Linked DNA regions of Homo sapiens: all the other regions are linked to region 2. Evidence: read pairs that join two places in POLR2A ChIA-PET (ENCODE). Cell type or tissue: Panc1. All regions are shown on one strand. Links, peaks and the distances in the headings refer to the core of each region. The heading gives the core; the rest is flanking DNA.

Region 1 (10,230 bases), core at 661-8,660, 51 kb before region 2:
AGGAAGGCTGGGCACAGTAGCTCACACCTGTAATCCCAGCACTTTGGGAGGTCAAGGCGGGCGGATTACCTGAGGTCAGGAGTTCGAGACCATTCTGACCTACATGGTGAAACCCCCCATCTCTACTAAAAATACAAAAAAATTAGCCGGGTGTGACGGCGGGCACCTGTAATCCCAGCTACTCGGGAGGCTGAGGTAGGAGAATCCCTTGAACCTGGCAGGTAGAGGTTGCATTGAGCCGAGAGCATGCCATTGCACTCCAGCCTGGGCGACAGAGCGAGACTTCATCTCAAAAGAAAACAAACAAGAGGCAAGGAAAGACCAGCTGAGATGGTATAGTATGGAAGATCTCTTCAGATGGCAAACGGACGATATGGTATATCTTGTGACCCACTTCTAGGAATTTACCCTGCACATATACTAGCACATAAAAATGAAGAACATTCGGGATCATATTTGTTGTAGTGTCATTAGTAATAGGAAGACATTGGAAATGGTCATCATAGGGCTGGTTAACAAATTCTGACAGATTCATACAATGAAATATTGTGCAGTCTCACTATGTTGCCCGTGTTGGACTTGAACTCCTGAGTTCACTGCAGCCTCAATTTCCTAAGCTCAACTGATCCTCCCATCTCGGCCTTCCAAGTAGCTGGGATTGCAGGCACCTGCCACTGTGCCTGGCTGGAATAATCTATGAATGTGTTATGGAAAGATCTCCAAGATGTAGTGTCATCTGAAAACAGCAATCTGTGGAGTAGTGCGTATTTCATGTTATCATTTGCATTTAAAAAAACCCCACATACATAGGTATTTACTTAGACTATATATAGAGTATCTCTTGGAGGGTACCCAAGAAAGTAGAAATAGTGGTTGCCTCTGGGGAGTGAAGCTGGGTGGCTGGAGAACAGAAATGTAAATTGTGTGTGTGTGTGTGTGTGTGTGTGTGTGTGTGTGTGTGTGTGTGTGACGGAGTCTCGCTCTTTCTCCCAGGCTGGAGTGCAGTGGCTCAATCTCGACTCCCTGCAACCTCTGCCTCCCGGGTTCAAGCGATTCTCCTGCCTCAGCCTCCAGAATAGCTAGGATTACAGGCGTGTGCCACCACACACAGCTAATTTTTGTATTTTTAGTAGAGACGGGGTTTCGCCATGTTGGCCAGGCTGGTCTTGAACTCCTGACCTCAAGTGATCCTCCTGCCTTGGCCTCCCAAAATGCTGGGATTACAAGGGTGAGCCTCTGTGCCCAGCCAGCCGAAATGTAAATTTTCATTCTAAACTTTTTTTTTTTTTTTTTTTTTTCTGAAGTGGAGTCTCACTCTGTCCCCAGGCTGGAGCGCAATGGCCCGGTCTTGGCTCACTGCAACCTCCGCCTCCCGGGTTCAAGCAATTCTCCTGCTTCAGCCTCCCAAGTAGCTGGGACTACAGGCACGTGCCACCACGCCCAGCTAATTTTTGTATTTTTAGTAGAGATGGGATTTCACTATGTTGCCCAGGCTGGTCTTGAACTCCTGACCTCATGATCCGCCCGCCTCGGCCTCCCAAAGTGCTGGGATTACAGGCATGAGCCACCACACCCGGCCTATTCTAAACTCTTACATGTTTTGAATTTTGTATCATGAGCTCGTGTTACCTTTCCAAATGATAAATGAAATTAAGAAAAATGTGTGTTACTTTAGCATTCTGCTCCATAATATATCCACTATTGATGTGATGTAAAAATAATGTTTTAAGTTATTTACCATTTACACTAATTGATTTTCCCTCCCCAATCTTTGAGTGCAATTAACATTCTAGAAAGACACTCCCCATTTATCCTGGGACAGTCTCCCAGGCACACCAGCAAGTATCCTCTTGCTGAAGAGAACACAAATGTTTGGCACATCAAGTAGCTGCTCCACAAATTCGAGTTCCTATCCTCCCTGGGAACAGAACCATTCCGGGACAGGACTTGGAGGGAACCCCTGCTCCATTGGCATGGGCAGGAGGCTGGGTGAGTGCCTAATGTCCCAAGCAGGGCCTTAGGAGGCATTATCCCATGAAATCCAAGGCTGCACAGGCTCCCTGCTCTTCATCATTAACAGCAGTGGCTTGTCAGGATGTGGCCCTGCCACCTTCCTGGACCCACCTTCCTGGATCTGTCTCTTACACTGTAGCCCTATGGAATTATCTCAGCTTGGCATCTTGGCACATTTCTTTGGCTGATTCTCCTTCTCGATTCTTCAAAACCCAGTTTAAACCACCTCTTCCCAGTGGAGTCTTCCAAGAGTCCCAGGGCTTCTTCGTGGCTCCACGGCTCCCACACTGCAGTCCTCCTCTCTTTGGCATTTGTTGCCTTGCATGGTGATCGCTGTCTGTCTCTGACTTTCCTGGGAATTCCTTGAGGACAAGGACTCTGTCTTATTCATCTTTAAATTCTTAGCCTACCCTAGTGCCTGGCACATAGTAGGTACTCAGAAAGAAGAAAGTATTTCTGAAATGCATGAACATACCAAGAGCTACGAGGTCCCATTTAGGGACTGACACATGCTACTGGGAAGTTCTGGGGAAGTCTCGTACATAGGTACATTTAATCTGAGCCTTAAAGAACAAATCCCACGGGGCACAGTGACTCATGCCTGTAATCCCAGCATTTTGGGAGGCCGAGGTGGGTGGATCACCTGAGGTCAGAAGTTCAAGACCAGCCAGGCCAACATGGTGAAACCCCGTCTCTACTAAAAATACAAAAATTAGCTGGGCATGGTGGTGCGTGCCTGTAATCCCAGCTAGTCAGGAGGCTGAGACGGGAATCGCTTGCACCTGGGAGGCAGAGGTTAGAGTGAGCCGAAATCACGCCACTGCACTAGCCTGGGTGACAGAATGAGACTCTGTCTGAAAAAAAAAAAAAAAAGGAAAGAAAGAAAGGAAGGAAGGAAGGAAAGAAAGAAAGAAAGACAAACCCTCACATACTGGACAAAAGGGAAAAGTAGGCATTTTAGGCAGAGAAAACAGTAGGCATTTTTTTTTTTGAGACGGGATCTCACTCTGTTGCCCAGGCTGGAGTGCAATGGCATGATCTCGGCTCACTGCAACCTCCACCTCCTGGGTTAAAGCGATTCTCCTGCCTCAGCCTCCTGAATAGCTAGAATTACAGGCACCTGCCATCATGCCTGGCTAATTTTTGTATTTTTAGTAGAGATGGGGTTTCACAATATTGATCAGGCTGGTCTCAAACTCCTGACCTTGTGATCCGCCTGCCTCGGCCACCCAAAGTGTTGAGATTACCGGCGTGAGCCACCGTGCCCGGCCCAAAAATGGCTTATCTTTAAGCATGAGAGGGGAGGGAGAGGAACCGGGGAGGCAGGTGGCACTTAGGTCACACAGCTTAGGAGACAAATGTTAATGGGTTGTTTGAAATTGGTTCAGGATGCAGGACAATTCTTTGTTGTGGGTGACTGCCTCACACACTGCAGGTCACCTGAGTCCCTGGCCTCACATAAATATTAACAGTGTCCCCCAACCATTATGACAACCACATATGCCCTTCACATGTCCACAAAGCTTCCTGTGGGTGGTGTCCCCTGGGTGTGGAGTACCACTCACCCCCATCCCTGCTGAGACCCACCAGCTTAGAAGAAGCCTGCAGGAGCTGGAGGATGAGACTGCAGTCCCGGAGCAGGATTCCAGGTGTGGAATCTATCAGTAAAGTCTAATCTGAGCAGTTTGGACTTGAAGGAGCTTGTTTATCCCAGAACCTAAGACTCAGAGAAACAGCCTGGGATTGAACACTGAAATTCCTCCCGCAACATGCCAGTGTGGAGCTGTGGAACCCTATGAGGTCGGTGGCCACCGGCACCTCTCTCCCTGCCAGGGGAGTGGCACCTGCCTAGTGGCCTGATGGGCCCCGTGGTAGTCTCTGCTGATTCTCAGGTTGGGGTGTGACAGGCAGTCCCTGAGCCATGTGTTATCCTTGAAGAGCAACTACTCCCAGGGGCAATGAATCTTAGAGGTTAAGAGTTAAACGTAGCGGCCGGGCACGGTGGCTCACACCCGTAATCCCAGCACTTTGGGAGGCCGAGGCAGGTGGATTACCTGAAGTCAGGAGTTCAAGATCAGCCTGGCCAACATGATGAAATCCCGCCTTTACTAAAAATACAAACAATTAGCTGGGTGTGATGGTGGGCATCTGTAATCCCAGCTACTCGGGAGGCTGAGTCAGGAGAATCGCTGGAGCCCAGAAGGCAGAGCTTGCAATGAGCCAAGATCATGCCACTGCACTCCAGCCTGGATAACAAGGGCAAAACTCCATCTCAAAAAAAAAAAAAAAAAAGAAGAAGTAAACATAGCAGCATGATTCACAACAGCCAAAACATGGGCACAACCCAAATGTCCATCCATAGATGAATGGATAAACAAAATGTGGTGTATACAAACGATGGAATGTAATTCAGCCTTAAGTAGGAAGGCAATTCTGACTCATACTACAACGTGGATGAACCCTGAGGACGTTACGCTCAGTGAAACAAGCCAGTCACCAAAGGACAAATAGTGTATGATTCACTCATGTGAGGTCCATGGAATCATCACGCTGTTAGAGACAGAATAGTGGTTGCCAGGGGCTTGGGGAAGGAGGGAATGAGGAGTTAGTGTTTAATGGGTACAGAGTTTCAGCTGGGGATATGAAAAAGTTCTAGAGATGGTTGGTGGTGATAGTTGCATACAATGTCAATGTACTTACTGCCACAGAACTATCCACTTAAAAATGGTTAAGATGGTCACTTTTATGTTATGTTTATATTGTCACTTAAAGAAAAAAAAAAAGCAACTGCTCGATGCAGAGACTAGAAGTCAAGCCCCGGCTCTGCTATTCACACCAGGGTGTGGTGGGTCTTGGCCAAGTTCATCTCTCTCGGACTCAGTGTCCCTGTGAAAGAGGGATCGTGACTATACTCTCCCCACAGTGGCAATGTGGGGAACTCTTGAGATCTGAGTATAAACCTGGGGGCACAGTGCCTGCCTGGCACATTGGGGGTACTCAGGAAGTGTGGTTATTATGGTGGTTACAGGTTTTACTATTTATTGCTTATAGAAGCAGCCCAAATGCTTCTATGGACTGTCTTTTCCCCTGCAGACACTCCCACAGAAGCATTTGGGGCACTGGCTTAACAGCAAGGTTACAGGTTAACTGACCATGAATGACTGAGATCTAGGACAGGGTGTGTGTAATCTCTCTGCGTCTTCCTGCTGGTTCAACATTCTCTCCTCCCACAAGAACCAGTTCCCAAGGGTACTCCACGCAACTTCACGTTGCCCTGCTTATCTGACCCCCAGAGGAACACTTCTTCCAGTGAAAACCTCCACAGTTCCCATTTAGACTCCTGCGGAGAGTTGCTCATTGCTGTTGACAGCAATAATAGTTCGTTTTCTTTTATTTTGATTAAATAATAGCTTGATTGGAAAGTGTTTCCCGGTGCAGCAATTAATAACTGGCTGGAGTTGCCAAGGCTGGAGGTAAGGCCAAAAGCACTTCACCCAGCTAGTCACTCATTACCCAGGAAATGTTAGACCTGGAGGCTATTCACTGCTGGTACAAACTCTGAAATTGGTAGGGAGAAAAAGGAAAAAAAGAAAAACAGCCTAAGCAATTTCCTTTTAGGTAATGAAAAGTTTAAAAATGGAGTAGCGTGTTGCCATAGCCACCATCTCTGGCTCTGGGCTGGCCTCCACGCTGGCATCCAGCGGACGGCATTTGACATGGTTTTCAGCAGAGGCAGCTGTGCCTCTTAAGTACCCATAATGAATATCTGCAGCTCCAGGCTCCCTCGGAAATCCTCAAGCCTTCACTTGTCACCTAATTTCCTCGGGAAGTGTTTCTAATTACACATTTCTTGCTGCCGGCTCCAGGTCAAGTCTTTTTGTACACAATATGCGAATTACATAAAACCACAAAACAGTGAGGGGACTCTGGAGTGATCAAAATTGCCATGTAGTTGTTTTAACTTAGTAGTTAAGCATCCGTGGGTGTAATAGGATGTCATTTGCATGAGCAAAAACAACATTAAAGGAACATCACGTGTTTCATTCTTGAGAACTCTTTGTAGGGGTCAGAACCCATTTCAGCAAGATATCTATATAACAATAGAATTTCCAACTCTAACACATGGACTGTTTATTTTAACTACAATAGCAGGGGCTTTGTAAAGAGAGACTTGTTTTGTACTGTTACCTGGGATCTGCCATTTAGGGACCTAAATGGCAGTTTTGTTTCCTGGAAGTGAAATAATCCTTATCTTTGGACTCTCTTAGTTTAGGAAATTCTCCAAGACGTAAAGCAACATTCACCAACTATTCTTAGAGAAAACTCTGAAATCTAGTTAAATTTATGTCCAGATGCTACTGTTTGGGTGTTAAGGTTTTTTTTAGAGTTGAGTAAATTGGAGGATTCTTTAGCTCTTAAAGAAGCGGCATAAATGGTTTTCTAAAAAAATGGGTTTTGACTGGACTGAGGCAACCCCCTCCCACACCGCAGTGTTTTGGAAGACTGAGCCTGTGCGGGATGGAGAGGTACGGGGGACTCTGGTTGTCTTCGTGGGGCCATGGAATTTTGCTCAAGTGAGCCCCCAGGCCATGCCCATGGACGTCCCAGAACCAGGGATGGCTGGTTCTGGCACCAGCTTGCAGCTGAGGCAAGACCTGTCCTGTCTTGAGGACATTATGCTAAGTGAAGTAAGCCAGTCATGGAAAGACAAATACACTGTGATTCCACTTGTATGAGGTACTTAGAGTCATCAGAATCATAGAGACAGAGTGGTGGTAGCCAGGGGCTGGGGGGAGGAGGGAAGGGGAGTTAGTGTTTAACGTACAATTTCAGTTTTACAAGATGAAAAGAGCTATGGAGATGGGTGGTAGTGATGGTTGCACAACAATGTGAATGTACTTAATGCCACTCAACTAACTGTACCTTAAAAATTGCTAAGATGGTGGCGGGCTCAGGGACTCACTCCTATAATCCCAGCACTTTGGGAGGCTGAGGTGTGCAGATCACCTGAGGTCAGGAATTTGAGACCAGCCTGGCGAACATGGTGAAACCCTGTCTCTACTAAAAATATAAAAATTAGCTAGGTGTGGTGGCTAATTAGCTAGTCCCAGCTACTCAGGAGGCTGAGGCAGGAGAATCGTTTGAACCCAGGAGGCGGAGGTTGCAGTGAGCTGAGATTGCACCACTGCACTCCAGCCTGGGCGACAGAGTGAGACTCTGTCTCACAAAATAAAATAAAAAATTGCTAAGATGGTAAATGTCATGCTATGTATATTTTACCACACAGACACATATACACACAATGGGGAAAGGAGAGAGGAACCTATCCTGACCCCATTCCCTAAGGAACTTCAGCAGGAAGTAGCAGTCACTGCAAGAAGTGTCTTTTGCTCCAGGTTTCCCTCTGCCCACTGACCCTCCTCCTCTCAGTCTCCAAATGTTGAGTGTCCCCAGGCCAGTCCAGGACTTCTCCTGTCTACACTCGCTTCCTAAGTATCTCATCCAATGACAAGGCTCTATGAGCTGTGACAGATTCTGTCTTCCAGAGTTGGTCCCAACAGTATCTCCCATTCTATAAGCTCTTCTCCAATATGACCTCCACACTCCTTCCACAGAGAGAAGGGGTCTTCAATCTAGGCAGACTTGTGACTCTCTTGTCACCAACAGAAGGGGGTAGAGATGATGCTATGTGACTTCCAAGGCTAGGTTAGGAAAGCTGCCATGTAAGTCGTCCAACTCCCAAAGGCTGCCATACTGGAAGGAAGCCCAACCCTCATGGGGAGGGCACTGTAAGTATCCCAGTTGACAGCCTGTGCTGAGGTTCCAGTGAATAACCAGCCATATCTGTGGGTAAAGATGCTTCCAGATGATTCCAGTCCCAGCTCTCATGTTGCCTCCAATCCTTGAGTCTTCCAAGCTAAAGTCCCAGAAACTGTGGAGTAGAGACTAACCATTTCTTCTGTGCCCTGCCCTGGATTCCCAGCCCACCAAACTGGTGGGCAAATGAAATAGCTGGTTTAAGCTAAGTTTGGGGTTGTTTTTTTTTTTTTTTTGAGACGGAGTCTCACTCTGTCACCAAGCTGGAGTGCAGTGGCGCGATCTCGGCTCACTGCAACCACTGCCTCCCCAGTTCAAGCAATTCTCCTGCCTTACCCTCCCAACTGGCTGGGACTACAGGCATGCGCCACCATGTCCAGCTAAGTTTTGTATTTTTTTTTTTTTTTGAGACAGAGTCTCGCTCTGTCACCCAGGCTGGAGTGCAGTGGCACGATCTTGGCTCACTGCAAGCTCCGCCTCTTGGGTTCACACCATTCTCCTGCCTCAGCCTCCCGAGTAGCTGGGACTACAGGTGCCCATGACCGCGCCCGGCTAATTTTCTGTACTTTCAGTAGAGACAGGGTTTCACCGTGTTAGCTAGGATGGTCTCGATCTCCTGACCTCGTGATCCACCCGCCTTGGCCTCCCAAAGTGCTGGGATTATAGGCGTAAGCCACCGTGCCCGGCCCAAGTTTTGTATTTTTAGTAGAGACGGAGATTTAAGAAGCTTCTCACAGAACTTGCTCAGGTGAAGCTGATCTTAAGCTGCTCATCTCTCAGGCATCCTCATCTCAGTAAGTGATTTCATCACTTATCTGATACCCAATTGCCCAGGCCAGAAATCTAGACATTGTCAGTAAGTTCTCTCTTTCCCTCACCCTCCATTCAGTCCATCAGCAAGTCCTGTGCCCTCCATCTTCAAAACATTTCCCATATAGGAGCACTTTTCACCTATGCCACGGGTTTAACCTTAATCCAAACCACATCATCTCTCTCCTGGACACTCTACAGAGTCCTCTCTGGTCTCCCTGCTTCCACTCCTGGTCTGCAGTTCCCTTCCCCACAATCAAGTCTCCAGAAGCCACAATGATCGTTTCAAGATGTCAGTTACATCACAAGCCCCAAGCCCTCCTTGCTTACCTGTCTGGTGATTGTCTGGGAATCTAGCTGGGGCTCTTGGTCAGAACATCCACATCTAGCTTCTCCGTGTGGCCTGGACTTCCTCACAATATGGTGGCTGGGTTCAGAGAAGAAGCATCCCAAGAGAAAGCAAGAGAGTCCCCCAGAACCACGTTGCTTTCTAGGACTGAGCCTCGGATGTCACTTCTGCCACATTCTATTGGTTGAGGCAGTTACAAAGTTCCACCCAAGTTCAAGGGGAGGGAACACAAACTCTACCTCTTAATGAGGCCTGCTAAGGTCACATTCTAAGAAAAGAATCTAGAGTGGAATATATATTCGTGCAGCCACCCTTGGAAAATACAATATACCACACCATCCAAAAAGATTTAATTCCATAAGTGACCAGGCGCAGTGGCTCATGCCTGTAATCCCAGCACTTTGGGAGGCCGAGGCTGGTGGATAGCCTGAGGTCAGGAGTTCGAGACCAGCCTGGCCAACATGGTGAAACCTCATCTCTACTACAACTACAAAAATTTGCCGGGCATGGTGGTGTGCACCTGTAGTCCCAGCTACTCAGGAGCTGAGGCAGGAGAATCGCTTGAACCCGAGAGTTTGGAGGTTGCAGTGAGCTGAGATTGCACCACTGCACTCCAGCCTGGGCAACAGAGTAAGACTCCATCTCAAACAAACAAAAGAAGATTTAACTCCATAAGAAAGAAAATCATCTATACACCAAAAAATATCACAAGGACAATATAAATGCAAAAGACAGGTTAAAGAAGCGCTAATTCCTCTTCTTTAGCTCCTCACTGAACTCCTCCTTTGGACATTGTGGGTTGATTTCAAGCTTCAAGGGTATTTGGCTGGTAACATCTTTTATAATCCTACAGGGACAGGAAGCCAAGAATGCTCTCTCCCTCAGCTCTACCTGTAAGGTTCACTTCAGATGCTCCTTTCCACAGCCCCTCCTCACCCCCTGTTACCAGCTACTCACCCCTTCTCCCTTAATTATTCACCTTTTAAAATCTTACCTCTCTTTAATCCCTCAAGTGTCAAGTTGTAGACCTTAAATATATACAATGCTTATATGTCAATAAAAAATTTTTTTTTCTTTTTAAAGAAGCTGGGTGTGGTGGCTCATGCTTGTAATCCCTCGTACTCAGGAGGCTGAGGTGGGAGGATGACTTGAGGCCAAGAGTTTGAGACCAGCCCAGGCAACACAGCAAAAACATCTTCGCTAAAAAAAAAAGACAGAGAGAGAGAGTATATTGAACTATA
Region 2 (10,230 bases), core at 811-8,810:
AACCTCTTTTTCCCCCCCTTCTCCTTTTTTACCCTCTTCCCCCCCACCCCCTCCTTTCCCTCCTGCTTCCTCTTTCCCCTTTAGATACTGAAGTCCTCAAAACCCTCTGGAAAAAGCATGGGACACAGATTCTCCTGTGACTTGTATTTCTTTTTCCTGGGCGTATCCTCAACCTTGGCAAAATAAACTTCAAAATCAATTGAGATTTGCCTGTCACTTTTTGATTTATGTTGTGAAGGAAGACAAGCACATGGAAAAGCATGTTAGATATGATAAACGCTATGGTTAAAGGAAGGCAGGGCATGGGTCAGGGCGCAACCACCCCATGGGTTCTTCCTGCCCACTGCAGACAAAACCAATTCACGGAGACCATGGCGTTGCAATAAAGACAGAGTTTAATTGACATGAGGCCGGCCACACCACGTGGGAGATGAAGTTATTATTCAAATCAATCTCCCTGAAGATTTGGAGGCCAAGGTTTTTCAAGGATAGTTTGACAGGCCAGGGAATCTTATTCTAGGTGGGGCCACAGGACCCCTTGGTGGGTCTGGGTGGAGCCACTGGTCCTGAAAAGACATTTCAAAAGGCCAATTTTAAGTTTTAAAATAGTGATGTTACCTGCAGGAGTAATTGGGGAAGTTGCAAATCTTGTGACCTGCAGAATAGTGGCTGGCAGTCGTTTATGTCTACACCTTAGCAGGATTCAGGGTCCTCTCCTCCTACTAACCTGGCGGCCTTTCATTAGCTTTACGAAGGTGGTTCGGTATGGGGAAAGGGCTGTTATCATTTAAGCTATAAACTAAATGTCTCCCACAGTTAGTTTGGCGTGAGCTCAGGAATGATTTAGGGCAATTTGGAGGTTAAAGGCAAGATGGGGTTGGTTAGATCCGATCTCTTTCACTGTCATGATTTTCTCACTGTTACAATTTTTGCAAAGGCGGTTTCAAGGGAAGGCTTCCTGGGGAAGTGGTACCTGACTTGGGACTGGAGAGATTTATAGAAGTTGGCCAAAGAATAGGACCTGAGGTTTCCAGCAGAGGAAATAGCCTGTTTAAAAGTGTGTGGAGGGCTGGGTGCAGTGGCTCATGCCCACAATCCCAGCACTTTGGGAGGCTGAGGTAGGTGGATTGCTTGAGTCCAGGAGTGCCAGACCAGCCTGGGCAACGTGGTGAGACTCCATCTTGACCAAAAAAAAAAAAAAAAAAAACCAGAAAAATTTTTAGCCAGGTGTGGTGGTGCATGCCTGTAGTCCCAGCACGTTCAGAGGTGAGGGAGGCAGATCGCTTGAGCTCAGGAGTTTGAGACCAGCCTGGGCAACATGGCAAAACCCTGTCTCTACAAAAAATACAAAATTAGCCAGGAACGGTAGTATGCAACTGTAGTTCCAGCTACTCAGGAGGCTGAGGTGGGAGGATACCTTGAGCCAGGAAGGCAGAGTTTGCAGTGAGCCAAGATCGCACCGCTATACTCCAGCCTAGGTGACAGAGTGAGATCCAGTCTCAAAAAAAAAAAAAAGAAAAAGAAAAAAGAAAAAGAAAACAGAAAAGAAGAAATGGGCAGGTTTTTTTTTAACAGTGTTAAATTTAGTTTGAAGCTGTTTCCTTGTAAGTCTAGCCTAAAAGTTTCTTCATGCATAGTGAACTGTAACCTAATTGGATGAGTAAACAGACTGTAATGTACTCTTATACCAACCACCGAGTTTCAGCCAATCACAGGCAGCCAACCGTTCAAATAAGGCAAACTCCAAGCTGTAACCAATCTGGCTCTTTCTACACCTCACCTCCGTTTCCTGTACATCACTTTCCTTTTCTTGTTCTTAAATCCTGTCCAACCACGCAGCAACATCAGAGTCTCTCTGAACCTATTCTGATCTGGGAGATTACCCAATTCACCAATTGTTCATTGCTCAAATAAACTCTGTTATATTGCATTTGTCTGAAGTTTTTCTTTTTCTTTTTTAAAGACGGAGTCTTGCTCTGTCACCCAGGCTGGAGTGCAGTAGCACAATCTCGTCTCACTGCAGCCTCTGCCTCCCACGGTTCAAGCGATTCTCCTGCCTCAGCTTCCAGAGTAGCTGGGATTACAGGTGCCCACCACCATGCCTGGCTAATTTTTGTATTTTTAGTCGAGATGAGTTTTCACCATATTGACCAAGCTGGTCTCAAACCTCAGGTGATCTGCCTGCCTCGGCCTCCCAAAGTGCTGGCATTATAGGCGTGAGCTACCATGCCTGGTCCTGAAGTTTTTCTTTTAACAACAGTTACATAAGGACCAGGCCGGTCTTTCCTGACCATAGCAATCAATATTTACTCTGGTATCAGATGGGCAAAACAGCAGAACATTCCCCCATGCTTCCTTGCTGGCTTATGCATTTCACCCTGAGGAGTTCCTAGTCAAGCTGGTCAGAACCCTTGCCTTGGCTCTCCAGAGCAGATGCTGCCCTGGGACTTCTTTCCCCTGGATTAGAGTTGGGACACCTGGGCCCCATCTGTGTTCTGCAACCAATTCTCTCTGTGAATATGGGCAAGGCACAACTTCTGTGTCTTCATTTTGAAAATGAGACGCTGGGCTACACTGATCCCTGGGGATCCATCCATACCCAACATTTGGCAGAGATATCAGATGAAAGTCTTTTATAATTATCTTGTTTGTCCTCACAACCTTCTAATGGAGTGAACAAGTTATTAGTAAAAGCTTTCTGTTTCAGGAATTCCTTTTGTGAGGTACTATTAGATAATCTGATCTCTCTCGCTCCTTTCCTGTCTGTTTTCTTCCTGGCCCTGCCTTTCCAGGTTGAGGAACGAGGAGGAGGACTTGGTCTTAAGTTGGACGCAGCTGTCTGTTTAAGAAATCATCAATGACGCCATTCGGCTTTAACAGGATTCCTTTTTCCTCTCTACAAGAGCCAGGAATTTCCACTTGATAGTTTGTTCATACCTTCTTAGGAAAATCCCACTAAATCACTGCAGCTCAGTACAGAGAAAGAACAACACGAGCTAGGAATGGGCTACCGTTCCCTGATTATATGATGAATAAATCAAAAAGAGTTGTGAAAGAAACCATTAATTTAAGCCAGAAGAAAGCTGGGCAAGTTATAGACTGCATAAAAAAGTATAAACTGCAAAATACTCATTTTTGGAAATACCATTGTAGACTATTACAGCCAGAAGAAGGCCGGGCATGGTGGCTCATACCTGTAATCCCAGCGCTTTGAGAGGCTGAGGTGGGCAGATCATCTGAGGTCAGAAGTTTGAGACCAGCCTGGCTAACATGGCAAAACCCTGTCTCTACTAAACATACAAAAATTAGCTGGGCGTGGTGGCATGCTCCTGTAATCCCAGCTACTTGGGAGGCTGAGGCAGGACAATCACTTGAACCTGGGAGGCAGAGGTTGCAGTGAGCCAAGATCACACCACTGTACTCTAGCCCGAGCAAGAGTGAGACTCCGTCTCAAACAAACAAACAAACAAAAAAACAAAACCAAAAAAACAGCCAAAAGACAACTTGAAAATCAATGACCCTATCTTTTTTATAGATAAGGAAATTTAAGACTAAAAATAAGCTGACTCACCCTAGTTTGCAGCAATATTATTTGGTCTTATGTTGGGGAGCTGTGACATAAAATGACAAATTAAAAAGAAAAGCAAATTTAAAACAGAAGTCAGCAAACTTTGTCTTAAAAGGCTAGATGGTAAATATTTTTGGCTTAAGGGCAATACCCTCTTGGCCATTGTAGCAAAAGCAGCCATAGACATGCAAACAAATCAGCATGGCTATGTTCCAATAAAACTTCATAAAAATAGGCAATGACACTAGGATGGCTACAACAATTTTTTTGTTTGTTTTTTGAGATGGAGTCTCACTCTGTTGCCCAAGCTGAAGTGCAGTGTCACGATCTCAGCTTACTGCAACCTCCACCTCCCGGGTTCAAGCGATTCTCTTACCTCAGCCTCTTAAGTAGCTGGGATTACAGGTGCACGCCACCATGACAGGCTAATTTATATATATATATTTTTAGTAGAGATGGGGTTTCACCATGTTGGTCAGGCTGGTATCGAACTCTTGACCTCGTGATCCACCCGCCTCAGCCTCCCAAAGTGCTGGGATTACAGGCATGAGCCACCGCGCCTGGCCTTTTTTTTTTTTTTTTTTTTTTTTTTTTGAGATGGAGTCTCACTCTGTCACCCAGGCTGGAGTGCAGTGGCTGAATCTCGGCTTACTGCAAGCTCCGCCTCCCGGGTTCACGCTATTCTCCCGCCTCAGCCTGCCGAGTAGCTGGGACTACAGGCACCCGCCACCATGTCCGGCTAATTTTTTGTATTTTTAGTAGAGACGGGGTTTCACCATATTAGCCAGGATGGTCTCCATCTCCTGACCTCGTGATCCGCCCGCCTCAGCTGGATTCCAAAGTGCTGGGATTACAGGCATGAGCCACTGCGCCCAGCCCAACAATTTTTTTAAAAACAGGAAAATAGGTGTTGGCAAGCATGTGGAGAAATTGGAACCCTCATTATGTTGCTGGAGGGGATATAAAATGGTGCAACCTCTGTAGAAAACAGTTCGGCATGTCCTCAAAATTTAAACATAGAATTACCAAATTGTAAACGAAATGCTAGTTAGTGGCTCTCTGAATGTGCAGTCTCGTTAACACGAGTGAGATCTGACACAAAAAAAGTGAATTTATTCCGAAGCTAGCTTGGAGAAGGGGCACAGAGTGTCCTGCCGTTAAATGTGCCACTTTGCTTTTAGAGCAGAAAGCAGGTATTTTTGATAAGGCAAGGGAAGACACGAGCAAGGGCAGGGGTTCCCCTAACTTGGCATCTTATTTATGGGGGCAGTTGAGCTGGTGCCTTCCTGGGTAGAAGTAAGTTGTGAAAGTGGCCAAGTGGGCATGCTTTCCATATGCCCTCTTGGTGGATTAAAGTTCCAAGGCAACCCCCTGACAGTGAAAGTTTCATGGCAGGTATGCTTTTGTTTTCTTTCTTTCTGAGACAAAGTCTCACTCTGTTGCCCAGGCTGGAGTACAGTGGCACAATCTCAGCTCACTGCAACCTCTACCTCCCAAGTTCAAGTGATTCTCCTGTCTCGGCCTCCTGAGTAGCTGGAATTACAGGTGTCCACCACCACACCCGGCTAATTTTTATATTTTTAGTAGAGACAGGGTTTCACCATATTGGCCAGGATGGTCTCCAACTCATGACCTCGTGATCTGCCTGCCTTGGCCTCCCAAAGTACTGGGATTACAGACATAAGCCACCGCACCTAGCCATGGTATACTTTTGTTTCCAAAACACCAACGATTTGGTCTCGGTCCTGCTGGCCTCCTACACGGGAAGCCAATGACTGAGACAACAAGTATTGCTAAGAGAGAAGGCTTTAATCGGGTGCTGTGGCCGATGGTAGCTCAGTCTCAAATCCATCTCCCTGACCCACTAAAATTAGGGGTTTATACAGCAGGGAAGAAATGTAACAATGTGCGAGAAAACAGGAATTCTGGAGGGGTAAGGAAGCAATTATGATTAATGAGGGGACTGGAGCCCCATTGTCTAGATAAGATGATCTGGTGAGTTTCAGCTCTTTGATACATTTTGAGAGTTCTGCCAGTCCTTTTCTGAGGAAGGAACTCAGATAAAACAAACCTAAGTTTCAAGCTTTAAGACCAGAAGGGTCAATTTCTATGTTTATCCAAAAAAACTGTTTATGGGACTATTGGGTCAGTTTCACTTTGGTCTGAAAGTCGACTGTCAGCTCTGGAGGGGAGATCTGTCTTGGAGAACACAGAATAATTTGCCCTGTGTGGAATGTCTGGTGAGGGGAGAGGTGAAAGGTTATGTTTGCATTTTTGAAGGGCTCAGTAGGACATAGGGAGCTGGGGAAAGGAGAAAAGAAGAGAGAGAGAGAAGGAAAAAAGAATAATTAAACCACCTGTAGAAAAATGGGAGTCCTTGGTTACAGTATGACCTATCAATTCTACTCCTGTGAATATATCACAAAGAATTGAAAATGGAGACTCAAGCAAGTCCATGTACATGCAGGTAGTAGTAGCGCTATTTACAATAGCTAAAAAGTGGAATTAGGGCAGATGCCCGTCAGTGGATGAATGGATCAGCAAATTGTTGTGCAGCTTCAGTGTCCCTTATCCAAAATGCTTGAGACCAGACATGTTTCAGATTTCCAATTTTTTTTTCAGATTTTAGATATACATATAGAGTATGAGATATCTTGGGCATAGGACCCAAGTCTAAACACAAAATTCATTTATGTTTCATATATACCTTATAGCCAAAAAGTAATTTTATACAATTTTTTTTTGAGGTGGAGTTTCGCTCTTTTCACCCAGGTTGGAGTGCAGTGGTGCGATCTTGGCTCACTGCAACCTCCACCTCCTGGGTTCAAGTGATTCTCCTGCCTCAGTCTCCTGAGTAGCTGGGATTACAGGCATGTGCCATCACACCCGGCTAACTTTTGTATTTTTAATAGAGACGGGGCTTCACCATGTTGGCCAGACTGGTCTCAAACTCCTGACCTCAGGTGATCTGTCTACCTTGGCCTCCTAAATTGCTGGGATTACAGGTGTGAGCCACCGTGCCCAGCCCTATACAGTATTTTTAAAAATATTGTGTGTGACACAAAAGTTTTACTGTATTTTGACTGCAGCCCATCACAGGGGTCAGGTGAGGAATTTTCCACTTTTGTTGTCATGATGGTGCTCAAAATGTTCAGGATTTTGGAGCATTTCAGATTTGGGATTTTGGGATTAGAGATGCTTAACCTGTATACACATACAGTATAATATTATTGATATGGTTTGGCTGTGTCCCCATGGAAACCTCAACTTTAATTTTATCTCCCAGAATTCCACATGTTGTGGGAGGGACCAAGGGGGAGGTAACTGAATCATGGGGGCTGGTCTTTCCCCTGCTATCTCATGATGGTGAAGAAGACTCACAAGATCTAATGGGTTTATCAGGGGTTTCTGCCTTTGCTTCTTCCTCATTTTCTCTTGCCACCACCATGTAAGAAGAGCCTTTACCTCCTGCCATGCTTCTGAGGCCTCCCCAGCCACAAGGAACTGTAATTAAACCTTTTTTTTGTTCCCAGTTTCGGGTATGTCTTTATCAGCAGTGTGAAAACAAACTAATACAATTATTTATCCATAAGAGGTAATGAAGTATTGACATATACTACAATGTGGGTAAACTTTCAAACCATTGTGCTAAGTGAAAGAAGCCACACGCAAAAGGCCACATGTTATATGATTTTATTTACACGAAATATCCATAATAGATTATAGAGATAAAAAATAGATTTGTTATTGTCAGGGACTAAGGGAAAAAGGGAATGATGAGAAACTGCTTAGTGAGTACTGGATTTTGCTTTGTAGTGATGGAAATGTTTTAGAACTAGATAGATGTGATTGCACAAGATTGTGAATGTACTAAATGCTGAATTGTTCTTTAAAAAAGTTAATTTTATGTTATGTGAATTTTACTTCAATAAATTATTTTAAAAAAACAAGAGTCCAGGCACGGTGGTTCACGACTATAATCCTAGCACTTTGGGAGGCTAAGGCAGGTGGATCACGAGGTCAAGAGTTCGAGACCAGCCTAGCTAGCATGGTGAAACTCCGTCTCTACTAAAAATACAAAAAATTAGCCAGTCATGGTGGTGTGTGCCTGTAATGCCAGCTACTTGGCAGGCTGAGGCAGGTGAATTGCTTGAACCTGGGAGGTGGAAGTTGCAGTGAGCTGAGATAACGCCACTGCACTCTGGCCTGGGCGACAAGAGTGAGACTCCGTCTCTAAAAATTAAAAATAAGGCTGGGTGTGGTGGCTCACGCCTGTAATGCCAGCACTTTGGGAGGCTGAGGCGGGTGGATCACGAGGTCAGGAGATCGAGACCATCCTGGCTGAAACCCCGTCTCTACTAAAAATACAAAAAAAATTAGCCGGGCGTGGTGGCGGGCGCCTGTAGTCCCAGCTACTTGGGAGGCTGAGGCAGGAGAATGGTGTGAACCTGAGAGGTGGAGCTGGCAGTGAGTGGAGATCGCGCCACTGCACTCCAGCCTGGGTGAGAGAGCGAAACTCTGTCTCAAAAAAATAATAATTATTATAAATAAAAAATAAATAAAATAAAACAAAACAAAAAACAAACAACAAGGTGGATATGGTCCATAGACTGTAATATGCTAATTCCTTTTATAAATGAGAGAATAGGATGGTTCAAAGGATGGTGAGTTTTTATTGCCAGAGATGTTTATTATTACATTTTTATATTTATTTATTTATTAGAGACGGAGTCTCGCTCTGTCGCCCAGGCTGGAGTGCAATCGCGCAATCTCGGCTCACTGCAGCTTCCACCTCCTGGGTTCAAGCGCTGCTCCTGCCTCAGCCTCCCGAGTAGCTGGGATTACAGGCTCCCACCATCACGCTTGGCTAATTTTGGTACTTTTAGTAGAGATGAGGTTTTACCATGTTGGTCAGGCTGGTCTTGAACTTCTGACCTCAGGTGATCTGCCAGCCTCGGCCTCCCAAAGTGCTGGGATTACAGGCGTGAGCCACCTCACCTGGCATGTTTGTTATTATAATCATTTATCCCGTGAGGGGAAGAAATAAAGCAATTTCCCAGGTAAAATATTAGCAGAGCCAAGAATATTGTTGAGTTTGAAAATGCCTCCAAATCCAACTACGTGAGTTTTGGACAAATTTCAGACTCAATTTAAATCTATTACTCTTTTGGTAAAGATCAAATTCAATGTTTGAGGGGCTTTTGCTATTTTTAGAATGCATCAGATATCTCCCATCCCAATTTTGGGAACTAAAATAAATGTTTGGGGCTTTTTGTGAACTTCCTGTTTCTAAGGAAGAACCTAAGAAAGTCTCATGTAAAGTGTTCCAGAAGCTCTTGGGACATCAAAGAATTCCAAAGAAACAAGGGAATTAGTTCATTGCAGAGGAATCTGAAAGACACCAGATAATTTTATTTAATAAACACACAGAAAACTCCTTCTCAAAGACAATTCAAGGGATTTAATCAATTCGGGGTTCAATGACCCCAAAGTCATGTCTAAGTCAAATATGAAAACAAACTGTGAGAAGACTAGATGCTTACGGAAAGATGAGAAATTCTCGTGTGAACATGGACAACTTGGCCTGATAGTCTCACTGCTATTTTTAATTAATTTTAACAGTTGGGAAATGGGAAAAAAGAGGCTATTTTCAAAGGAGAAGAAGGTAGAAAGGAAATGATGTCTGTGATTTGACTTTTGTGTCCCAGGCCAGCTTTCCCAGGCGACAGCAAGCAGCCCCTAGGTGGCTTTTGCTCACAGAATCGTCATGTTTCAAGTTAGAGTAAGCCCCATTTAGGCTTTCAAAGAGTCACTAACAAGAAGGGTTGCGTGGCATCAGAGTGGCTCATTCCTGAACCATTCCTCCATGGTGAGTTGCTTCCCAAACTCAGATGCTTAGAGTTCTGGGGTGTCCCCCCTTCTTCTTGTAGTAGCAGGTTCTCTCAGAAAACACCAGTCATTATTTACATTTTAGCGTGAATGAGTTTAAGGCGTTGGAAATTTACATTTAGCCAAATATAACTGTGAAATAACACGTGTTGTTCTTGAGTTCTGGTTCTGGGGAGCAGATTGGAAGAATGTTTCTGGGCAGAAGCCTCCTACAGGATCTTGAACATTCACTTTATTCAGGCTACTAACTCTCCCCAAGATGAAGGTTGACCTAGGAAGTGTAAATGTTGTTGGCTTTGTAACTATGGAAGAGAAACTCTTGGAATGAAGGGCAGACACCAGAACACTTTACAATATTTTATGATTGTGGAAGATTCATTTAGTTCCACCTCTTAGGTGAAAAAGTCGTTCATACCCAAAGTGGGAGGAGGGTTATTAGTGATTCATTTTTTTCTATTATACTTTGCTGTATTTTCTGCAATGAGCTGTATTTCTTTAATACTCAGTTAAAAAAATCTAAAGAATGTAAAATATTTTTAAAAACTCATGTTTTCTGGTTACAAACTATTTTCACTGGTGCATCCAAATTTCTATTCTATTTGTCATTGCAGCTCTTCTAAAACTGCTTCTTAAAATAATTGAAATAGGAAAATCACAAAAATTATAAGAACGACTACGGATGCAGCTTTTGGTCAGGCTAATCGATGTTCTCTGTCCACACAATAGTAGAGATCTCGAAGGATTAGATGTTCCAATCACACTGGGGTGCCGAG
Region 3 (10,230 bases), core at 1,079-9,078, 210 kb before region 2:
AGATTCCAAATAACTTCAAGTGCATATGGGTGGGACTGAGCTATGAATAGCAGGCCTGAAGAACTATGAAATACCAGCACCACAACACTGGTGGCAGCAGTCTCTGCTTGAATGTCCTCCTCCCCAGGCTGGGGCCCCACTCTGCCTTGGGCCTATTGTTCTCCCACACAGCCTCTCTAGGTCCCTCAGTCCTTTCTTCCTTTTTCTAAAAAAAAAAAAAACAAAATTCTGGTAAAATACACATAACATAAAATGTGCCCTTTTCTGGCTGGGCGCGGTGGCTCAAGCCTGTAATCCCAGCACTTTGGGAGGCCAAGGCGGGTGGATCACGAGGTCAGAAGATCGAGACCATCCTGGCTAACACGGTGAAACCCCATCTGTACTAAAAGTACAAAAAAATTAGCCGGACGTTTTGGTGGGTGCCTGTAGTCCCAGCTACTCGGGAGGCTGAGGCAGGAGAATGGCGTGAACCCGGGAGGCGGAGCTTGCAGTGAGCCGAGATTGCGCCACTGCACTCCAGGCTGGGCGACAGAGTGAGACTCCATCTCAGAAAAAAAAAAGGTGCCCTTTTCCCCATTTTTAAGTGCACAGTTCAGTGGTATGAAATATGTTCACAGTGTTGTGCAGCCATCACCACCATCCATTTCTGGAATCTTTTCATCATCCGTAACAGAAACCCCAGCCCACTGAACACTAACTCCCCGTTCCTTCCTTCGCTGTCCCTGGTCACCACCATTCTACCACCTGTGTGTATGAATTTGCCTATTCCAGAAACCTCACATCAGTGGAGTCACACGACATCTGTTCTTGGGTCTCTCAGCCCTTTATTCTTACCTAGCATTGTTTTTAGACATCTGAAAAGCAGCCCACCAGGGATGGGAGAGCTACACCTTCTAGAACACCCCATCCCACTTCCTTTGACCCCCTATAAGAGTTGGGCTACATGACCTTGGCTTTGGGGTACAGGTGTCCTTCCACGTCAAGTCCCCAAACAAAGCACAGCACAGCACAGCACAGCACAGCACAGCACAGCACAGCACAGCACAGCACAGCACAGCACTCTTTCTGACCCAGCTCCTGAAGAGGCTGTGAGGACCTGTCCCGCTCCATTTACCTGCTCTGCCTCTGTAGTTCAGCTTGTTCTCGCGAAGCCCCTTCAGCCTCCGGTCAGGTGATGGGGAAGCTGGTGGGGTGAATGATCACCTCGGGTTTGTCTCACCAACCCCCGGAGGGCACGGTTCATGGTCCTTGAGTAGCCTCTAGGTGCCCGCCCAGTTTCAGGTCCAAGGCTGCACCTAGAATTATTGCTTCAATAGCTGAGGCTCTGGCTTGAGGTAAGCTGGAATCAGAGCAGTCCTCTGGGGCCAGAAAAATCTGGAGGCGCCCAAGGTCTGTTGGCAGCCTGGCCGTGTGAGTGCATGAGTTCAGGGAGACAGTGAGGAGAAGGCAGAACATTGCGAAGTTCCCACCCTCTGCTGCCCCTCCCTGCACCCTGCACACACACACACGCACAAGCACTCACACAAGCACACACACATGCACACACAAAAACACACAAGCACGCACACAAGCACACACACACACAAGCACACCTACACAAACACACTCACACACAAAATACAAGCAGACACACAAGCACACACATACACAAGCACGCTCACACACATGCACTCAGACACAAGCGCACACACAAGCACACATATACACTCACAAACACACACAAGCACACACTCGCAAGCACACACTCCCGCATTCACACGCCTGCCGCAGGGACTTGTGTTTCTAAGGCCTGAGGCGATGGGACTGCTCCAGGCCTAAGTTAAAGATGTTTTCCAGGGAGTGTGTGGGGGAGGCTGAGCACTGGAATCAGATGTGAGACTGAGAGGGAGATGGGGCTTTCCCCCTCACATGGAGAACACAGGGCTGCCCTGGCCCTTGCGTGCACTGGACACAGCACCTGGGGCCTGGTGGACTAGGGCAGCAGTGGCAGTGGGGAGGCTGCCTCCAGGGGGCTCAGAGACTATGGGAGTTCCAGTGGGGAATAGGGGAAGGGGCAGGGAGAGGATGGACCCACTGATCAGGCTCCTGTCCAGCACGTATGTGATGGCTGGGGATGGAGACTTTTAGGCTGGCGGGAAACTCAGGCAATATTTGACCACCTTTCCCCACTGTGGGGCACCAGGCAGTACATCTCACCTTGTCCTAAGGCATGGAATTTACTTTCATTCTGTGGCAAAGCTGATTCTTTCTTCTCAAGAATTATCTACCTCTTTATAATCCATGGTCTTTCCCAATCCCTCGATCAGGGAGTCCACAGCTGCCACCGCTGAGGGCTCAGCAGCCTGGGCACGTGGTTCTGGGCTGGAGGTGAATGGCCCATTGAGCCTCAGCTCTCCCATTTTTACAATGGAAATGTAGGGCTGGGAGCCGTGGCTTATGTCAATAATTCCAGCACTTCAGGAGGCTGAAGCAGGAGGGTTGCTTGAGACGAGGAGTTTGTGACCAGAATAGATAACAGAGTGAGACCCTGTCTCTACAAAAAAATTTAAAAACTAGCCAGGCGTGGTGGCGTGCACCTGTGTAGTCCCAGCTACTCGGGAGGCTGAGGCAGGAAGATCACTTGAGCTGAGGAGGTTGAGGCTGCAGTGAGCCGTGATTGTGCCACTGCACTCTGGCCTGGGTAACAGAGTGAGACCTCGTCGCAAAAAAAATAAAATAAAAATGGAAAGGTAATTTAATCCTCTCAAACGTTTGTTGAAACAATTAAATGGAAAAAAATTATAGTAATGTATGTATGTGTTGTGCTTAGCATACCGGCACACAGTAAACAGACAGTAAACCTTACTGTTATCCTTATGACCATCAGCAAGCAGAGCTTTCCACAGTGACTGGCTTTAGGTGGCAGGAGACTTGCGGTGACTGAGTAAATGGAATGTGACCGTGAGGCGAATGACTTTAAAATCCATTAGCGCTTCCATATCTAAGTGAGTGTGGAATATGCAGTCACCCCAGAAGTCCTCATTCATTCATTCATTCATTCATTCAGGAAGTCACAGAACAGGGCGATTGCATTCTCTAGACCTTCATAAGCACCAGTCTCAGTTCTCTGTAACTAGGGAAGTTACAGTTTCCCATGCTGGTTCACTTTCCGTGTCTCCACAACAATTATCCAAACACTTTTTACTCTTCAAACTCCCTTTCTCTTTTTGCCCTTCTCTCACCTCCATGTAGACGGGCCTCCCCTCTTGCTTCAAAAGAGACTGAAAGCTGTCAGGTGAGCTCATTCACCGTCCCAGTGTCATCCATACACACCTGCCCACATTTACGCTTCTCCTTCCTTCTTTTTGCAGTCGAGGAGTACTTCCTCTTCAACTTAACATTTATCCCTCTGATTCTGCTCATTCTGATTCCAACTCCTCCTGCCTTCTCAGAAACCCAGGGATCTCTCTCTGTTGGCTATTTCACCTTTTCCCTCTCTACTGGTTTGAAACACCCTCAAGTCTTTCCCATTTAAAATCAACAACAAAACAAAAACGTGGCTTCTTTCTTCATCCAGTTGGTCTAAGCTGGCTCTCCTCCCGTCATTAGCACACCCATTGACAAGATAAAACCAGGCTGATTGCGGCTCACCGGTGTCATGGAGAACAAAGCTTGGGCAGTGTTTCAGAGCTAGGAAGACAAAGGCAGAATCTATCCCAGATTGGAAGTTTGGTCTGAGGTGGGTCTTTCCATGTGGGGATGTAGGACTGGGTAACCATCAGGATTCGAGAGTCTAGGATTGGTGGAAACTGCAGAGGGTCCAACGCTTCAAGAGCAAACTGTCTGTGGACACTGTGCATTGAGGAATTGGGAAGTTTCTATAGTAAATAATCAAACCGTGTGTTGGGAGACAGTACCAAAAGAGGAAAGAAATGCTAACGAAGACAGTGGTATAGCAAAGTCAGGTTCGTGTAGGCAGTCAGGTGTGGTTTCGCTTCTCTGTGTCCTGGCTGAGTGCGAGGATAAAAGGTTTTGGTTCTTAGCTTCTGATTTCTTTCCTAGCTCCTTCCTCTTGTTCACAACTAAACCTCAAAAAAGCCTCTGCTTGCTGACCCTATTTTCTGATCTCCTACTCATCCCCAAACTCACCAATCTGACTCCAGACACCTTCCATTTTTATTTTTATTCCATTTTATTCCATTAAAAATAAGTATATTTACTTATTTTTAAGAGATGGGGTCTGGCTCTGTTGCCCAGGCTGGAGTGCAGTGGCATGATCATAGCTCACTGCAGCCTTGAACTCCTGAGCTCAAGTGATCCTCCTGCCTCAGCCTCCTGAATAGCTGGGACTACAGGTGGAAGAGACCGACAAGGAATAGGTGGCTTCCATGCAAGGGGTCTCTCTACAGGGACCTGTTGCCTCCACAGCAGTGGCAGCCTTCCTGACTTGCTTGGCACCTCCAGACAGTTCAGTTCTGACACTATCTACCTGGAAATAGCATCAGATCCCACACGTGCAGGCTCAGTCCCACAAGACTGCCCCTTACTTCAGATACCAACTACTTCCAATCAACTTGCTATAAATCAGTGTTCCCACAATCCCCTCATTGTGTTCAATTAATTTGCTAGAGCAGCTCACAGAACTTAGGGAAACACTTTAATTATGTTTGCCCATTGATTATAGGGGATACGGCAAAGGATCCAGATGAACAGCCAGATGGAAGAAATACATAGGGCAAAGTATGGGAGAAGGGGCCTCAGAGTTTCCATTCCCACTCTGAGTGCAAAACCTTCCAGGAAACTCCACATGTTTAGCTATCAGGAAGCTCTCTGAACCCAATCCTTTTGGGTTTTTAATGGAAACGTCATTATGTAGGCATGATTGATCAAACCATGGCCATTTGGTGATCAACTCAGTCTTCACCCACTCTCCTCTCCCCAGAGGTCGGAGATGGGGCTGGAAGTTCCAACACTCTAATCATGCCTTGATCTTTCCAAGCCCCCATCCTGAAGCTATCTAGAGACCCACCAAGAGTCACCTCATTAACATAAACTCAGATGTGGTTGAAAGGGGCTTGTTGTGAACACCAACAGGCCTGTCTATAACTCAGGAAATTCCAAGAGTTTTAGAAGCTCTATGTCATGCTCAGGGATAAAGACCAAAGCTATAATTCTTATTGTATCACAGCCCTCAATGCCAGACCCAGACGAGGATCCCTCACAGGCTTTCCACCGTGGGCTAATGCCAACAACTAGTGCCTGCTGACTGCACTGTGTCAGGAACCAAGTGTATACTTGCATTTACCATCTGTATTAGTCCATTTTCATACTACTATGAAAAAATACCCAAGACTAGGTAATTTGTAAAGAAAAAGAGGTTTAATGAATTCACAGTTCCACATGGCTGGGGAGGCCTTACAATCATGGTGGAAGGCAAAGGAGGAACAAGGCATGTCTCACATGGCGGCAGATGAGACAGAGTGTTTGTAGGGGAACTTCCCCTTATAAAACCATCAGATCTTGTGAGACTTATTCACTATCATGAGAACAGCATGGGAAAAACCTACCCCCATGATTTAGTTATCTGCCACTGGGTCTCTCCTGTGATATGTGGGGATTATAGGAGCTACAATTCAAGATGAGATTTGGGTGGGGACACAGACAAACCATATTATTCCACCCCGGCCCCTCCCAAATCTCATGTCCTCACATTTCAAAACCAATCATGCCTTCCCAACAGTTTTCCAAAGTCTTAAGGCATTTCAGCATTAACTCAAAAGTCCACAGTCCAAAGTTTCATCTGAGATAAGGCAAATCCCTTCTGCCTATTGTAACTGTCCAGTGCGTTCATCTTGCCCACTGCCTAGACAGAACCAATTTGTCAAGACTGGGGAATTGCAGTAAAGAAAGAGTAATTTACACAGAGCCGGCTGTGTAGGAGACCAGAGTTTTATTATTACTCACATAATCTCTTTTGACTCCATGTCTCTCATCCAAGGCATGCTGATGCAGGAGGTGGGTTCCCACAGTCTTGAGCAGCTCCGCCCCTGTGGCTTTGCAGGGTATAGTTCCCCTCCTGGCTGCTTTCACAGGTTGGCATTGTCTGCAGTTTTTCCAGGTGCACAGTACAGGCTGTTGGCAGATCTACCATTCTGGGGTCTGGAAGATGGTGGCCCTCTTCTCATGGTTCCACTAGGCGGTGCCCCAGTGGGGACTCTGTGTGGGGGCTCCAACCCCACATTTCCCATCCACACTGCCCTAGAAGAGTTCTTCATGAGGGCTCTGCCCCTGAAGCAAACTTTTGCCTAGACATGCAGGCATTCCTACATATCCTCTGAAATCTAGATGGAGGTTCCCAAACCTCAATTCTTGACTTCTGTGCACCTGCAGACCCAATGCCATGTGTAAGCTACCAAGGCTTGGGGCTTTCACCCTCTGAAGCCATGACCTGAGCTGTACCTTGGCCCCTTTTAGCCATGGCTAGAGCATCTGGGACACAAGGCACCAAGTCCCTAGCCTCCCCACAGCAGGGAGCCCTGGGCCCAGCCCTAGGAAACCATTTTTTCCTCCTAGGCCTCTGGGCCTGTGATGGGAGGGACTGCCACGAAGATTTGTGACATGCCCAGGAGACTTTTTCCTCATTGTCTTGGTGATTAACATTTGCCTCCTTGTTATTTATGCAAATTTATACAGCTAGCTTGAATTTATCTCCAGAAAATGGGGTTTTCTTTTCTATCACATCGTCAGGCTGCAAATTTTCCAAACTTTTTGCTCTGCTTCCTCTTGAATGCTTTGCCACTTAGAAATTTCTTCTCCCAGATACCCTAAATCATCTCTCTCAAGTTCAAAGTTCCACAGATCTCTAGGGAAGGGGCAAAATGCCACCATTCTCTTTGCATAGCAAGAGTGACCTTTATTCCAGTTCCCAACAAGTTCCTCATCTCCATCTGAGACCACCTCAACCTGGACTTTATTGTCCATATCACTATCAGCATTTTGGTCAAAACCATTCAACACGTCTCTAGGAAGCTCCTAACATTCCCACATCTTCCTGTCTTCTTCTGAGCCCTCCAAACTGTTCCAGTCTCTGCCTGTTACCCAGTTCCAAAATTGCTTCCACATTTTTCGGTATCTTAATAGCAGTACCCCACTCTACCAGTACCAATTTACTGTATTAGTCCATTCTCACACTGCTAATAAAGACATGCCCAAGAGTGGGTAATTTATAAAGGAAACAGGTTTAATTGACTCACAGTTCAGCATAGCTGGAGAGGCCTCAGGAAACTTACAATCATGGCAGAAGGGGAAGCAAACACGTTCTTCACATGGTGGCAGGAAGGAGAAGTGCAGAGGGAAAGGTGGGGAAGCCCCTTATAAAACCATCAGATCTTGTGAGAACTCTATCACCAAAACAGGATGGGGTAAACCACTCCCATGATTCAATTATCTCCCACTGGGTCCCTCCCATGTCACATGGGGATTATGGGAGCTACAATTCAAGATGAGCTTTGGGTGGGGACACAGCCAAACCATATCACCATCTGTGGAACCCTCATCATCTGCTTTGAGAAAGGACCCAGAGTCAGCTTCATTTTACAGCTAAAGTCTGAAGCTTGGAAAGTTTTCATAATTAGCCCAAGCTCATTGGGCCACGGAACGGTGAGGAGATCTGACTATCTCTGACACCACAGATTTTCTCTGAACTGCTCTTGTGAGCCAACTTCCAGCTGACTGCCTAAGAGGGCAGCAATAGTTTAGCTAAGATTTAGAGTCAGTACTTAAACAATAGCTTCATATTTCATTATGGGAAGTAAGCCATGCAAAAGTGCTTTATTGTTGTAGTATGTATACACACACACACACACACACACGCACACACACACGCACAGCAGGCAGACAATGCAAAGGAAATATACCCTCCAGCCGCTTCCTACTAAAAATATGCTGTGATTTGTGGACCTGCAACACGGGGTCCCTAGAACGTCTAGTCCCATCCTAGTCCTGCTGCCCCAGCGTCTGCATTTAACAAGTTTATGCAGATTCCAGAAGCCCTGCTAGGAGCAGCATCTTTGCCTGCCTTCCATGTTCTGCTTGCTACAACCCCTCAACACTTGGATGGCTGTGACTCTCGAACCTTGACTGGAGAAACATCACCTGGGGAACTTGTTGCAAATATGGATTCCTAGACCCCACCCTCAGAGATTCCAGAATTCCCAGGGATTTGCATTTCCAAAGGGCACCCCAGGTGATTCTGCTTCAGCTAGCCCTACTAAGACCGCACTTTGACAAATGTTCAGCAAATACTTCTTTAGTTTTCCAACCAAATATTTGCTCCTGATCTGAATAGTACTGGTCTCTGGAAACTTCTATTGGCAGCAAGAGTAATCTCTCAAAGCCCAGATCTTCTGCAAACAGGAATCCAGATCAGAACTGTTTCAATTTGGGAATGTTTGTATAATAAATACCCATTTCTCCTCATATTCTTCCTCTCTGTGTCTTGACTTTAGTTCAGGACTTATACTTTGATTTAAAGGTGTGGTAGAGACTTCCTGCAAATTATTTTATTCACTATGGAAAAGATAAAAGGCCTGCTCTCTTTTCTGGGATGGCTTGGTGAGGCCAAATGGCTGCAGCATGTGGGCTCTGGGAACCCTAAAGAATGTGTCTCCCAAAAATGAGGCCCCCAGGACCTAAATGACCCAACTGGACAGCTGTGGAATTGTAGGGACTTCCCAAACCGGGTGGCCAGAAGACTTGCAGTTGAATTGAAACCATGGGATGTTGTGTGTGCTGAGAGGGGGACTCTGTTCAGTGCACATGGTGCGGGCCTGTGTGCCAGGGGCCTGAGGAGGCCTTGTGGGGAAAAGGGGCTGTGTGACAAGATGGGCAACAGGACACCCTAGTGCAGCCAGCCAGGCAGGGAGTGGCTGAGGACCTAAGGGAGCGCTAAGGAAGGAAAGAGGATGGGGCAGGGGACCCCAGATGTGAAGCAGAGGTGCAGAGGAACGGGACAGAGTCAGGGCGAAGGGAAGGAGGCACTTTAGGGAGAAGCTGGCTGAGGGCCGACAGTGCAGGGAGTGGGCAGCCGGAGAGCCATGACAGAGGCAGCAGGAAGAGCAACTGTGTGGCACAGAACAAGAGCTAGAGGAGTGTCCTGGGGGGAGGAAAGCAAGTCCCTATTGAGAAGATTGGGGGCAGGAAGTGGGCCGGGGTGGAGGGAGTGCAGAACAACCTAGAGAGCCACCAGGGCTGGCACGGGACAGGTGGAAGGGGCAGGAAGCGCCCGTTCAGAAGAGCCTATAGAGTCTGAGCTGAACTTGAGAGGAGCGTGGGCTTGGCAGTGTGTCATAGACACCCTGAAATTCACCTGCAACCCCCAGTGGTGTCCTGAGGCCATGTGCACGCTGGACAGCGGAAGAGACCGAGGGTGGTGTCAGTGAAGAATGTGGCTGAATCTTACCAGGAATGAGGTGAGGCCACATCGCGTCTCACAAAACTGCCCCCGGTTCCTCAAGTCAGCAGCAAGGGGCAGCCCCATTTTCAGCCAGGCTCTGGTTTAGAGCTCTCACTGTGGGGCGGCAGGGCAAGCACCTTCTTCTGGGTCAGGCCCCATGCAGATGCGGTTTAGGGCAGAGTGTGGGCACAGCTCTACCTCTGTGGTCTGTTGGTCGGATGCTCTGCCCTGGAGTGGGGGGCCTAGGCTAGGTGGGGACACAGACCAGCAGGCAAGGCAGCCCACCAGCCCCTCATCAGCGAACCAGGAGTCACTCCCTGAGCTTCGGCGAGGGAGCCTCTCTGGGGGAGGAGAGTGAGAGAATCCAACAAGCTGCTCTGCAGGGCGGGTGCCGCTGAGGGGGCTCCAAGGGCCACGTTTGAGGGCAGCTGTCCAGGTGAGTTGGCCAGGCGACCTTGTCATCACTGGAGAGGAAGCCTCAAGGCCACAGGGGCCTCATAATCACCCCATTGAGCTGCTCAAGTAAGCACCTGGGGGAATTTGGTTTCAAGAAAGCAGAAAAACACCTGAAGTCCATTTGTTGGCTAATGGCTGTGAAGCCACCTGGTTGAAGAGACCACTGTGCCTCTTCAAGGACATCACCGGTCCCAGCTCCTGCATTCCCTGAGTTGTCACCGACACTCTGCCTGAGCAGTGGGGGACAAGAACGGAATGGAATCTGAATGTATTTTATGGTCCAAATTTGGCCCTAGGCACCTATCTGTGCTCCAATCTCTTTCTCTATAAAGCAGGATTTG

Evidence for each region. ChIA-PET counts read pairs that join two places held together with the same protein. Peaks named below come from ENCODE experiments on the same cell type or tissue, not always from the same donor. Only the 100,000 strongest peaks of a DNase experiment are listed, where the experiment ranks them.
Region 1: POLR2A ChIA-PET joins it to region 2 with 6 read pairs; 8 of 35 experiments call an interaction of 5 or more read pairs at or near these places.
Region 3: POLR2A ChIA-PET joins it to region 2 with 5 read pairs; 2 of 35 experiments call an interaction of 5 or more read pairs at or near these places.

Annotation. Positions count from the first base shown.
Region 1 is chr18:23,110,106-23,120,335 of GRCh38, reverse strand. No RefSeq gene overlaps it. Among named protein-coding and RNA genes, the nearest start is that of CABLES1, 20 kb to the left of the region's middle. In Panc1, for the core only: no CTCF peak of the experiment used is centred there; a DNase peak (open chromatin) is centred at 4,445; H3K27ac peaks cover 5,456 bases.
Region 2 is chr18:23,058,932-23,069,161 of GRCh38, reverse strand. No RefSeq gene overlaps it. Among named protein-coding and RNA genes, the nearest start is that of CABLES1, 71 kb to the left of the region's middle. RefSeq lists an enhancer at 1,685-1,754. In Panc1, for the core only: no CTCF peak of the experiment used is centred there; no DNase peak of the experiment used is centred there; H3K27ac peaks cover 358 bases.
Region 3 is chr18:23,266,424-23,276,653 of GRCh38, reverse strand. It overlaps a transcript of SLC35D4 not described here. Among named protein-coding and RNA genes, the nearest start is that of CABLES1, 140 kb to the right of the region's middle. RefSeq lists an enhancer at 9,282-9,371. In Panc1, for the core only: no CTCF peak of the experiment used is centred there; no DNase peak of the experiment used is centred there; H3K27ac peaks cover 5,838 bases.